Regions from separate parts of the Homo sapiens genome. Here region 2 is linked to region 1. Evidence: chromatin loops called from intact Hi-C (ENCODE). Cell type or tissue: MCF 10A. All regions are shown on one strand. Links, peaks and the distances in the headings refer to the core of each region. The heading gives the core; the rest is flanking DNA. Region 1 overlaps ERICH6-AS1 (ERICH6 antisense RNA 1). Region 2 overlaps CLRN1 (clarin 1).

Region 1 (5,380 bases), core at 209-5,208:
GAGGTTGCAGGGAGCCGAGATCACACCACTGCACTCCAGCCTGGGCAACAGAGCGAGGCTCCCTCTAAAAAAAAAAAAAAAAAAAAAAAAAAAAGACATTTATTTAGGAAAGTGATTCCAGGCAACAGACTGAAGGACTGAAGAGGGGAGTAGGGGAGGAAAGAAAGCCAGCACAGGTGCATTATCCGCCGGTCACTGCCTTAGGTAACTGAGGCTCAATCCCGCTAGGGGCTTCTGAGGCACTGTGTAGAAGGACCTCAGAATTGTCCACTGAGAGAGAGAAGAGGGAGGTCTTCACCCTCCAGTTCCCATCCCCAGCTCATCAAAGGGTACCCCCTATCACGGTAAGTACCCTGCAAGTCCAGAAGGCAACCAGGAGGCAAATGTGTCCTGTGCCACGCTGCAGGATCCAGGAAACGTCAGGCAGCCAAAGCCAGAGCCATCAGCCACACCTGCACAAAACTGGTTGCTACAGCAGTGGCTGAAGTTGCAGCTGGGCCAACAGGATGTGCAGCATCCATTCAGGTCTGTGTAAGAGTAGGCGAAGTTAAAGCTAGAAAAGTCGCGTTAAGATTATATTGTAGAGGGCCTTAAACATCAGCCCAAAGCTTTATTTGCCACTAAGGATTTCCACACAATGCAGTAATATAAATAGCAGTACCAAGGGGGTGATTTGAGTTCCTTTCAGTCGCCTCCCTCAATAAACCCAATCTGCCATTCTCCAAAAAAAACAAAACAAAACAAAACAAAATATTATCTTAGTAAAAACAATGCAAGTCACCTCCTGCTCCTCTCATTAATCAGTTGCCATGCTTAAGCCACTCTATAGAAATACTAAGCACCCAGTCAGGTGCAACTGTCTCTCTTACCCTTCTATGAGGAAACTCCAATAAATAAATTGTTTTAATGTTTAGATCTCTGTGTCCATCTTTAAGATAAAAAAAAAAAAGGCGAAGCTTAGGAACCTTTAAGGAAGAAACCAGTCAAGGTGGCTCATGCCTGTAATCCTAGCACTTTGGGAAACCAAGGCAGGAGGATTGCTTGAGTCCAGAAATTTGAGACCAGCCTAGGCAGCATAGCATAGACCCTGGAAAGAAAAGAAAAGAGAAAGAAAAAAGAGAAGAGAAAAGAAAAGAAAAGGAAGCAGGGGGAGAGAGAGAGAGAAAGAGAAAGAAGATAGGAAGGAAGGAAGGAAGAAAGGAAGGAAGGAAAGAAGGAAGGAGAGAAGGAAAGAAAGAAAGAAAGAAAGAAAGAAAGAAAGAAAGAAAGAAAGAAAGAAAGAAAGAAAGAAAGAAAGAGAAAGAAAGAAAAAGAAAGAAAGACAAACCAGTCAAGAGGGCCCTCCTTGTTCAATCCATAAGGAGTCTTCAGATGATAGGGAAGTTCCATTCTAATTTCCAAAAAGACTTAGAGGAATTATTCTCTGATTTGCCACTATTCAGAACAGTCTGGGAAGCATTTCCCTATCTCCTCCTGACTCTGGTGGCACACCTATATGAAAATCTGCCATGGTTGCTGTCTTTGTCCTTTTGTGGTAAATTAGATTTTCTTGAACAGTCAAAGATCAAAGGCAAGATGAGAGATTAAGATTTATTTTCTTATATGAGTCATAGCCTGGATCACCAAACAGAGTTCACCAAATGTTTTGAGCAGCGATGACATGACTGAGACAAGATTATGGAGTTCTGGTGTGACGTTTAATTAAAACTCTTCATCTGATCAAGGGCACTGTCACTGTTGGTGACAATGTAAATTACCCATCACCCAGAAATTCTGCCTCTGGGAATTTATCCTAAGACACTAATAAAGAATGTGGGCTTACACTTAGCTACACGAATATTCACCAGACTGCTCTTTAAAAAAAGCAAAAATTGAGAAACAGCTTAAATTCCCAAAAGAAAGGGATTAGTTTTAAAAAAAAAAAAAAGATAGATGTAGGGCTGGGCATGGTGGCTCACACCTGTAATCCCAGAACTTTGGGATTCCAAGGCAGGTGGATCACTTGAGCTCAGGAGTTCAAGACCAGCCTGGGCAACATGGCAAAACCCTGTCTGTACCAAAAATACAAAAAATTAGCTGGGCATGGTAGTGCACGCTTGTGGTACCAGCTACTCAGGAGGCTGAGGTGGGAGGATGAGGCCAAGGTTGCAGCGAGTCAGATCACGCCACTGCACTCCAACCTGGGTGACAGAGTATAGACACCATCTCAAAAAAAATTTTTAAAAGATAGGTGTTCCATGCTGCCATAAATGTAAACACTATATATATGTACACACACACATATATTTATATATTATACTCTGACATAAGGTTAAAAGAATCTGTAGTATTCCCCAGGTTAATATTGGATGGATGGGATTATGAATATTTTAGATGTTCTTTTTGCATGATTTTCACATTATGAGCATGAACTTTTATAATCCAGAAAAATAATGAAAAATATTCACTGGTTAGGGGTGCAGTTTAGAGTCCCATTGCTCAGGCATAAAGTGAGCATAAATTTCCCTCTTTTTCTGTCTGCAGCTCATGAAGCAGTTTAGTCCAACAGACATTATCCAGCTTCTCTAGGGCATGCCCAGCACTGCAAACTGCTGGGGATGCAAAGGTGAAGATGGGGTACGTTTCCTGCCCCTGAGGGACTCAGGCCGAGTGAGCCCATATACACCTCAACAGAAATGCACTGGACATCTCAGGGAAGCCTAGAATTTGAAGCACTCCTGGGCCTCCCAGAGACTAGATATTACATTAAAGTGCGTTGTAAGGCAGCACTATACTAATGTAGGCTTCCAAATGCCTCCCATCGGAGGAACCGGCTCACGGGAGAAGCTAAGTGCTCTCAGGAGAGCTGGGGTGTGGAGTGAACAGCACGTGAGGAAATGGTTATGTGACATCTTTATGGCAGGCACATACAGGCAGGATTTTTTAAAATGCCGCAGCTATCCTTCCAGTAGGAATACTCATCCGATAGAGTAATAATACTTCCCTCCTATAGGAGAATACTACAAGACACTATATTAAAGGAAGACATTTCACTTTCCTTTGATACTAGACATCTTCTATCTTCTTGTCTGAATTTCAAGTGTGCTGATGCCGATTTTCTTCATTGCAATTGCATGCTTCCCTCTAGTGTTCGTCTATATTATTACACCCTGTTGTAATAGGTTGAAGATGGAGGGGAGGGAGGTCTGGGGGAAAGTAAATGTATAGGGCATGGGATAGAACTGTCGAAAGCATGCAAACAATAGCCACTTAAATGGTGAAACATAATCAATGGTCCAATTTTTTCTGTAACAATAAAAAATGTTCTTGTTTTGGGTCGGAATAACGACAGCTAATATTTATTTATCATGTGCCAGGCACAATGCTAAGAGCATTGCAGGTATTAAATCATTTAATCCAATAGAAGAAATAAGACGTAGTGTTTCATAGATCACTAGGGTGATTATAGTTTAGAATAACCTATTGTATATTTCAAAATAGCTAAGAGAATAATACAAATGTTTCCAGCAAAAAGGAAGGACAAGTATTTAAGGTGGTGGCTGTCCCAATTACACTGATTTGTTCTTAACAAGTTATATAAATATATTAAATTATCATATGTACCCCCAAAACACATATATCTATTATGTATCAATAAAAAATAAAATTCAAAAAAATTTCATCCAACAATCCAAAGAGGGAAGAACTATTAGCTGCTCTGCGCATGTGCAGTGCTTCAATGTCACATCAAAACAAAGCAAAATCAGGGAAGAGAGTGGTTAACGGGCTACAGAGCAACATGCCTAAGTTTTGTTGTGACTTCTGCAATACATACCTCACCCACGACTCTCCATCTGTGAGAACCTACCATTGCAGTGGAAGGAAACACAAAGAGAATGTGAAAGACTACTACCAGAAATGGATAGAAGAGCAGGCTCGGAGCCTGGCTGACAGAACAAAGACTGCATCTCAACAAGGAAGAACACCTCCTACTCTGTTCTCTGTTCCTCCTCCTGCAGGAGCGATGATCCAACCTCCCCCCAGTCTCTTCCTGTTCCTCACCAGGTATGATGCCAGCACCCCAGCTGGGGGGCCCTCCCATGATGCCAATGATGGCCCCCCCCTCCTCCTGGATGATGCCAATGGGATGTGCTCCTGGAATGAGGCTGCCCATTGGAGGTGATATCATTTGGCTCTGTGTCCCCACTCAGATCTCACCTTGAGTTGTAATAATCTTCACATGACATGGGAGGGACACGGTGGGAGGTAATTGAATCATGGGGGTGGGTTTTTCTCATGCTGTTCTCGCGATAGTGAATAAGTCTCATGAGATCTGATGGTTTTATAAAGGGGACTTCCCCTGCACACGCTCTCTTGCCTGCTGCCATGTAAGATGTCCCTTTGCTCTTCCTTTGTCTTCCGCCATGATTGTGAGTACTCCTTAGCCATGTGGAACTGTGAGTCCATTAAACCTCTTTCCTTTATAAATTATCCAGTCTCAAGTTGTCTTTATTTGCAGCATGAGAACAAACTAACACAGGAGGCCACATGCCAATGATGCCTGGGCCCCCAGTGATGAGTCCTCCCACCCTCCCACAATGGTGCCCACTTGGACCCAAATGACTCGACCAGACAGATAAGAGTAGAGGGGAGGCCTCTTTAGATCAGTTTTATATTACTTGTTCTGCTTCACAAGGAGATCATGGTGCTGTGACTCTGGGTATTTTCTTAATAGCATGACAAAGAAGACTTGCTCCTCCTTCCTATCAAAGAGAGAATAGTATTAGACGGGAGAAGTGGGACCAGAAAAAGTGCAGTTTTCATTTGTATTGTGAAATGTGAAAATAAAATTATCGACTCTATCAGTTAAAAAAAAGAAAAGCAAAATCAAGGGGCATATGATGGACAGAGAAAGGAATATCAGAATGAAGATACACGCAGATGGCAGGGTCAGTGCTCTATACTGCTGTTACATTAACTGTTGTTAATAATATCTGGGTGGGGAGCTTTCAATTTACCCTCAAAAGTAAACCATTTCCTTTCCTTTTTAAAAAACAACTTTTTTAGGATATAGTTCACATACCATACAATTCACCCACTTGAAGTGTACCATTCAGTGGTGTTTAGTATGTTCACAGAGATGTGTAAGAACACCACAATCAATTCTAGATCATGTTCATCACCCCTAAAAGAAATCACACACCCATCAGCAGTCACCGCCCATTTCCCCAAACTCCACCGATTCTAGAAAATCATGACTCTACTTTCTTTACAGATTTGCCTGTTTTGCCTATTGTATATTTCATACAAATAGGATCACACAATACATACATGGTCCTTTGTGACTGGCTGCTTTTCTTTAACATAATGTTTTCAAGGTTCATCCACGTTGTAGCATATA
Region 2 (5,380 bases), core at 227-5,226, 200 kb before region 1:
AAAATAATAATAGTGTACTAAACAAAACAAATGTTTATTTTTCTCACACATAAAAATCTAGAGGTTGAAGTCCAGGGCTGGTCCAGAGGCTCCAAGGATCTGGGATTTAGACTCCCTCTTTCTTGTTTTTCCACAGCATATGGCTTCCATTTCTGGGGCCACATTGGTCCAAAATGTATGCTGGGGCTCCAGCCATTGCATCCATATTTCAGCCACAGGAAGGAGGAAGTGGGGAAGAAAGGACAGGCCCCTAATACCTGTATAGTTCAAGAAGACTATCCCGCCCATACTTCCCAACCACCCTTAGTTGAACAATGCTGTCTTAATTCAAGACACTCACATGTCTAGCCAAAAATCTGAATTCTGTTACAAACAAGGAGAATAGAGATGTGCGCCACCTCAATACCTCATCCATAGCTACCTTTTCCTTTGTGCAGCTGTGGCCAAGTGAAAGCTGAAGGAGCTGTGGTAACCCTTCTGAAGGGAGGCTGGGGCCTTTCACAAGAGGCTGCATGATTGACATTTATCCTGCATGGCCTGTGAAGTACAGAGAAATATTTTCTCTTGAAGCCACATCATAGCAGTGGCTGCTTTGTAGCCTGATTCCACCATTATGCCTTTAAAGTGCCTAGCAATTCAGCCTTCACATCATGCAAAGAGGAATATCTCCCAGTCTTTGTAAGATCAGCTTAATTCTAACCACCTCCTTACCTCCCACTGCACTCCTACACGCACACACAAATCTTCTTCACTCAGAGCAGAACCATAACCCAAGCCCTACCACCTAGAGACTGAAGAATCAGGCTCATGATTACAAATATGCAATAATTTTTTGTGTGGATAATGTCAATGGGGATGATGGTAAGAGAATTCCTTGGTTTACACATTGACCCTCTTCCCTGTCCCTTACAATCAGGAAATATTTGTCCCAACACCTTGTTTCTTCTGTTGCAGGCTCCTGTGGCTGTCTTGTCATGATATTGTTTGCCTCTGAAGTGAAAATCCATCACCTCTCAGAAAAAATTGCAAATTATAAAGAAGGGACTTATGTCTACAAAACGCAAAGTGAAAAATATACCACCTCATTCTGGGTCATTTTCTTTTGCTTTTTTGTTCATTTTCTGAATGGGCTCCTAATACGACTTGCTGGATTTCAGTTCCCTTTTGCAAAATCTAAAGACGCAGAAACAACTAATGTAGCTGCAGATCTAATGTACTGAAAGGCAAACCTTTCTATAATTTTACAAGGGAGTAGACTTGCTTTGGTCACTTTTAGATGTGGTTAATTTTGCATATCCTTTTAGTCTGCATATATTAAAGCATCAGGACCCTTCGTGACAATGTTTACAAATTACGTACTAAGGATACAGGCTGGAAAGTAAGGGAAGCAGAAGGAAGGCTTTGAAAAGTTGTTTTATCTGGTGGGAAATTGCTTGACCCAGGTAGTCAAAGGCAGTTGACTAGAATCGACAAATTGTTACTCCATATATATATATGTGTGTGTGTGTGTGTGTGTGTGTGTGTAAGATGTCTTCCTATCAAAAAGATATCAAAGGCACATGGAATATATTTTAATAAAAACAAATAATATCTCTAATATATCCACACATTTGTTGCCAGATTTCAGAAAACTGAGCTGCAATCGCTTTCCTAAAACAGTAGTGTATTAAATGAACATCTATAAAATGTATCAACACACATTTTAAAAAATTTGTTTAAAGTATACTCTTAGGCCAGGCGTGGTGACTCACACCTGTAATTCCAGCACTTCAGGAGGCCAAGGTGGGAAGATCATTTGAGTTCAGGAGTTCGAGTTACAGCCTGGGCAATAAAGTGAGACCCTGTCACTAACAAAATTAAAAAATAAAATAAATATAAAATATAGGCTTTAAAAAAGCATAGTCTTATTAACCATGTCTGTTGGTCAAAATCTGCAAACTCTAAAAGAAGAAAAGAAGAAAAAACCAAGCTTAGGGTATTTTTCCTCCCGTGCCTGAGTCCCAATTACATTCACGACAGTACTTTCAATGAACATAATTGTTAGGACCACTGAGGAATCATGAAAAATGATCTCTGCTTAGTACATTTGATGCAAAATGACTTATTAGGGGCTGTTTTTCTAGCTATAGTGTCTCGAGTACTAATATGCAATTATGAAAATTATATTAAATCTGGGATTATGACGGTATCACTGTATCATCTTGGTCTTGTTCTGGCTGTCACCAAGCATGACCCAGGTCAACTTTTTTTTTCCCCTGAATTACCCATCAAATTGATCTGCAGCTGACTAAAGGCCACAGCTGAGCCTGGAACTGACCCTTCCTTCATCCTCAACCTGCTGTCCTCCAGAAAGCACCAAGGAAAAAGCAGAGAATGACAGCAAACAGATCACTAGGCCTCTGACCACAGGTGCTGAGTACTCAGCAGCCCTCATATAATAGGTTTGAAAGTACTCCTTAAAATAAAACACTGTTTCCCTTTGGAACTATTTACAAGGATGAAACAACCGTATACCTGAGAAATAACTTGCTCTGGTGTCAATTCGCTATTCGCCAGCAGACATCAGAACACACCGAGTTTCCAGATGCTGGTTTTTCCCCTTAAATCAGGAAATACACCTGGACAATTTCTAGAAGACTACAATTCAGTCTAGCCACAAAGGGGATTTTTTTTTTTTGGTAACAGGCTAGAGCCCGGTTCTGTAAGTCTTTAGCTGAAATGGTCCAGTACAAAAGCACTGGAAATGAGTGGGCTAGGAGGACAAGGACCGTCTCCTGCGTGAGGAGTTGGTTGGAGGTCCCCAAGGCCAGGTACCCCCTGCACTCTTATTGGATTCCTCTCTGTCTTCTTGGAGTTTTGAAAAACTCCTTCGAACACCAGGCTTTTTTCTTTAGAAAACAAGTCTCCAATCGTTCTCTGTTCCGTAGAAAGAGAAAGAAAACCTGGAGCAGCTGCTGAAAAATCTAATGAGGAACTAAGAGGCAAACCCACCATGTTCCCTGGCTGGAAAGGAGAAGCAGGGCTGTGACAGACACTCAAAAGGTCCCTGCAGAGCACACCGCACACAAAATAAAGCAGGAAACAACCCGGCACCAGCAGCACCGGTCTCCCTCTCTTCTCGCAGATGAAACGCATAGTCCCCAGGCCTATGGGGAGCCCTTAGAAGAAGGGTCTGGCCAGGACGCTCATAGGCGGCTCCCACTCGGTGGGAATCAAAGGCCCCGGGAATGACATTCGTTTTGCTGGGACCCGCCCTCCTTCCCCAGGTGGCAGCTAGCCTTCTCACAAGGTCGCGGGGCCCCCTGCTGGCCCTGGGGAGGCGAACACCATGCCAGGTGGGGAGCCTGTTTAATTGTCTCAGACACCTTCATGTCATCAGTGAGAACATCAGTGCTGATGATGCTGCCAGAAAGAATGGCAAGAAGAATGTATGAACATCACCCTAGGTTTGTCCAGGTGGACCCAGCCAAGGCAAGACGTGTTCACCGGAAGAGGAGCAAGCTTCAGAATGAAGCGAAAACAGATGCAGATGGTGCATTAGAATGAAGAGGAGGGGCACTCCTTACATCCGGGCGTCTTACAGTTGGCAGAGGTCTTTTGCTCTTGCGGTCGCATCTGTTCCTCCAGGGAAGCTGCTTCCGTGTCACATTCCAGGTATTCAGGGCCCCTCAATGAGGCCAGAGTATCATACGTGTACACAATCAAGGCAAGGGACAGTGCTATTATTCTCCTCTCCCTCTTGCCCCTTTACCTGGCAAGAGGCTAGGAGAGGGAGACCACCACCCCTTCTTAACCCTGGTGGAGACAGAGGGTGCACTCTGGCAGCGGTAGGGTGCACCAGCTCCAAGGTAAGCGTGGCTTGCTGCTAGAATGGATATTTGTCCCAATCATTTACCTAGAGAAACCTGAATGAGAACAGAGGCGTAGACTCCAGAGGGTGGAAAGTGGGGCGGGGGTGGGGGGAGGATTAACTTCCCTCTCGATTTTCCTCACCCTCTCCCCTTCCAATAAGATCCAGTGTAGTTAAAACAGTGCATCTGTTATAATAGAAATGCTGCTTCAAGACCAGGCCAAAGCCCGGCCGTGTTTCTCTAACGGCCTTGCTGCCCCTCATCCCTTCTATTTACATATCCTGGGGCCTGTACTAGTTCAGTGCTCAGTGTCTGCTCTAGAGACATGCCCATTTTCAAGCCCCATCAACGTGGCAGTTGGTCCCGGCTCAGGGCTGATGGGCCACCACCATCAGTGACAAGGGACACAGCAATGCTGGTCAATTTAAAGGGCAGACAGAAAGACTGGGCGGGACTGGGGTTTCTGCTTGTGGGCCAAAATCCCCCCTTGGAAAAAGCCCTCTTGCTCCTGTAAATACTGATGTAAACCAAATTAAATTATATTTTGATTTACAGACTTAGTGATAAATTCCCACCAAGGCAACCAGACACATCCATGGGTGTCACAGCTCAGAGCTGGGATTTACTAGCTTATGTGGAAAGTCCAAAGACCCAAGTCAGAAATCTCCAGACTCTCCCCTGCCAGTCCTACCGGACAGTATCAGGCAATAGTTATAGAGACCCCAGGGTGGAAGTGAGGTGAGGGTGAGCTATGGTGCAGTTAAAAGGCAAGTGTCTTAAGAGATTGTTTCTTTGCTTGAATCTTGGTCTGAGGGATTTTGACCCACTCTGAAAGCAGTAGACAGAATGAGTTACAAGTTTGTGCACCCCTCATTCAGCAAAAGTCCACTCTTCCCTCTGTGAGCCACGAACCCGACTGAAGAGAAGAGTGAGAGACTTGGGAATTCCTGCTAGCGGTGTTCTCTCTCTCCCTCCTCTGGTATAGTTTGTCAGTGGGTTCGCAGAGGAGGAGGCTTGGGCCCCTCAAGTAATCTAAGCCAGTGCCCTACCAGAAACGTGCAATTTCAGGGCACGACATCTGCCACCCTGTTGTTGCACTCTCCTCAGGTTCCAATTTATCATGAACTTTGCAAAAAAGGGTAGCATAGCTAATCCAGAGGTGTGGATTCCGGGATGCCATGGCTGTCTGATTTGCACTTAAATTTGCCATCTTTCTATTTAGCCAAGTGTAATGAATAGTGTGCCTTAATATAGGGAAGGACGGTGTCTGCTGCACATCCCAGGCCAGAAGCTCCAAGAGAATCAGCTGTATAGACTTTCATTTGCTGCCATATAGCTGCCCCCTTTGCCCTACTCCTCTGCAGTCACCCTTTCACCCATGGAAATTCGATGTGCTCTTCACCAGTTTCCTCTTCTCTGGAGCACAGTTAAACAGCTAAAGTACATTTCCCAGTCTCCTTTGGAGTTGGGGCCATGTGAGTGTGGCTGTACCAATGACATGTTGGTTGAAGTGACCTGTGCCATTTTCA

What was found. Peaks named below come from ENCODE experiments on the same cell type or tissue, not always from the same donor. Only the 100,000 strongest peaks of a DNase experiment are listed, where the experiment ranks them.
Region 2: a loop joins it to region 1, with 5 times the contacts of the local background. A loop is called at or near these places in 3 of 110 quality-filtered maps.

What each region holds. Positions count from the first base shown.
Region 1 is chr3:150,719,231-150,724,610 of GRCh38, reverse strand. ERICH6-AS1 (ERICH6 antisense RNA 1) reads right to left here. Exons shown (of 3, transcript NR_121675.1): 3 at 4,465-4,742. It also overlaps the pseudogene SNRPCP3. Among named protein-coding and RNA genes, the nearest start is that of ERICH6, 18 kb to the right of the region's middle. In MCF 10A, for the core only: a CTCF peak has its summit at 3,130 (motif pointing left); a DNase peak (open chromatin) is centred at 3,130.
Region 2 is chr3:150,923,776-150,929,155 of GRCh38, reverse strand. CLRN1 (clarin 1) reads left to right here. Exons shown (of 3, transcript NM_174878.3): 3 at 955-2,589. The coding sequence ends at 1,220. Among named protein-coding and RNA genes, the nearest start is that of MINDY4B, 21 kb to the right of the region's middle. RefSeq lists an enhancer at 2,750-3,250. In MCF 10A, for the core only: a CTCF peak has its summit at 3,308 (motif pointing left); a DNase peak (open chromatin) is centred at 3,295.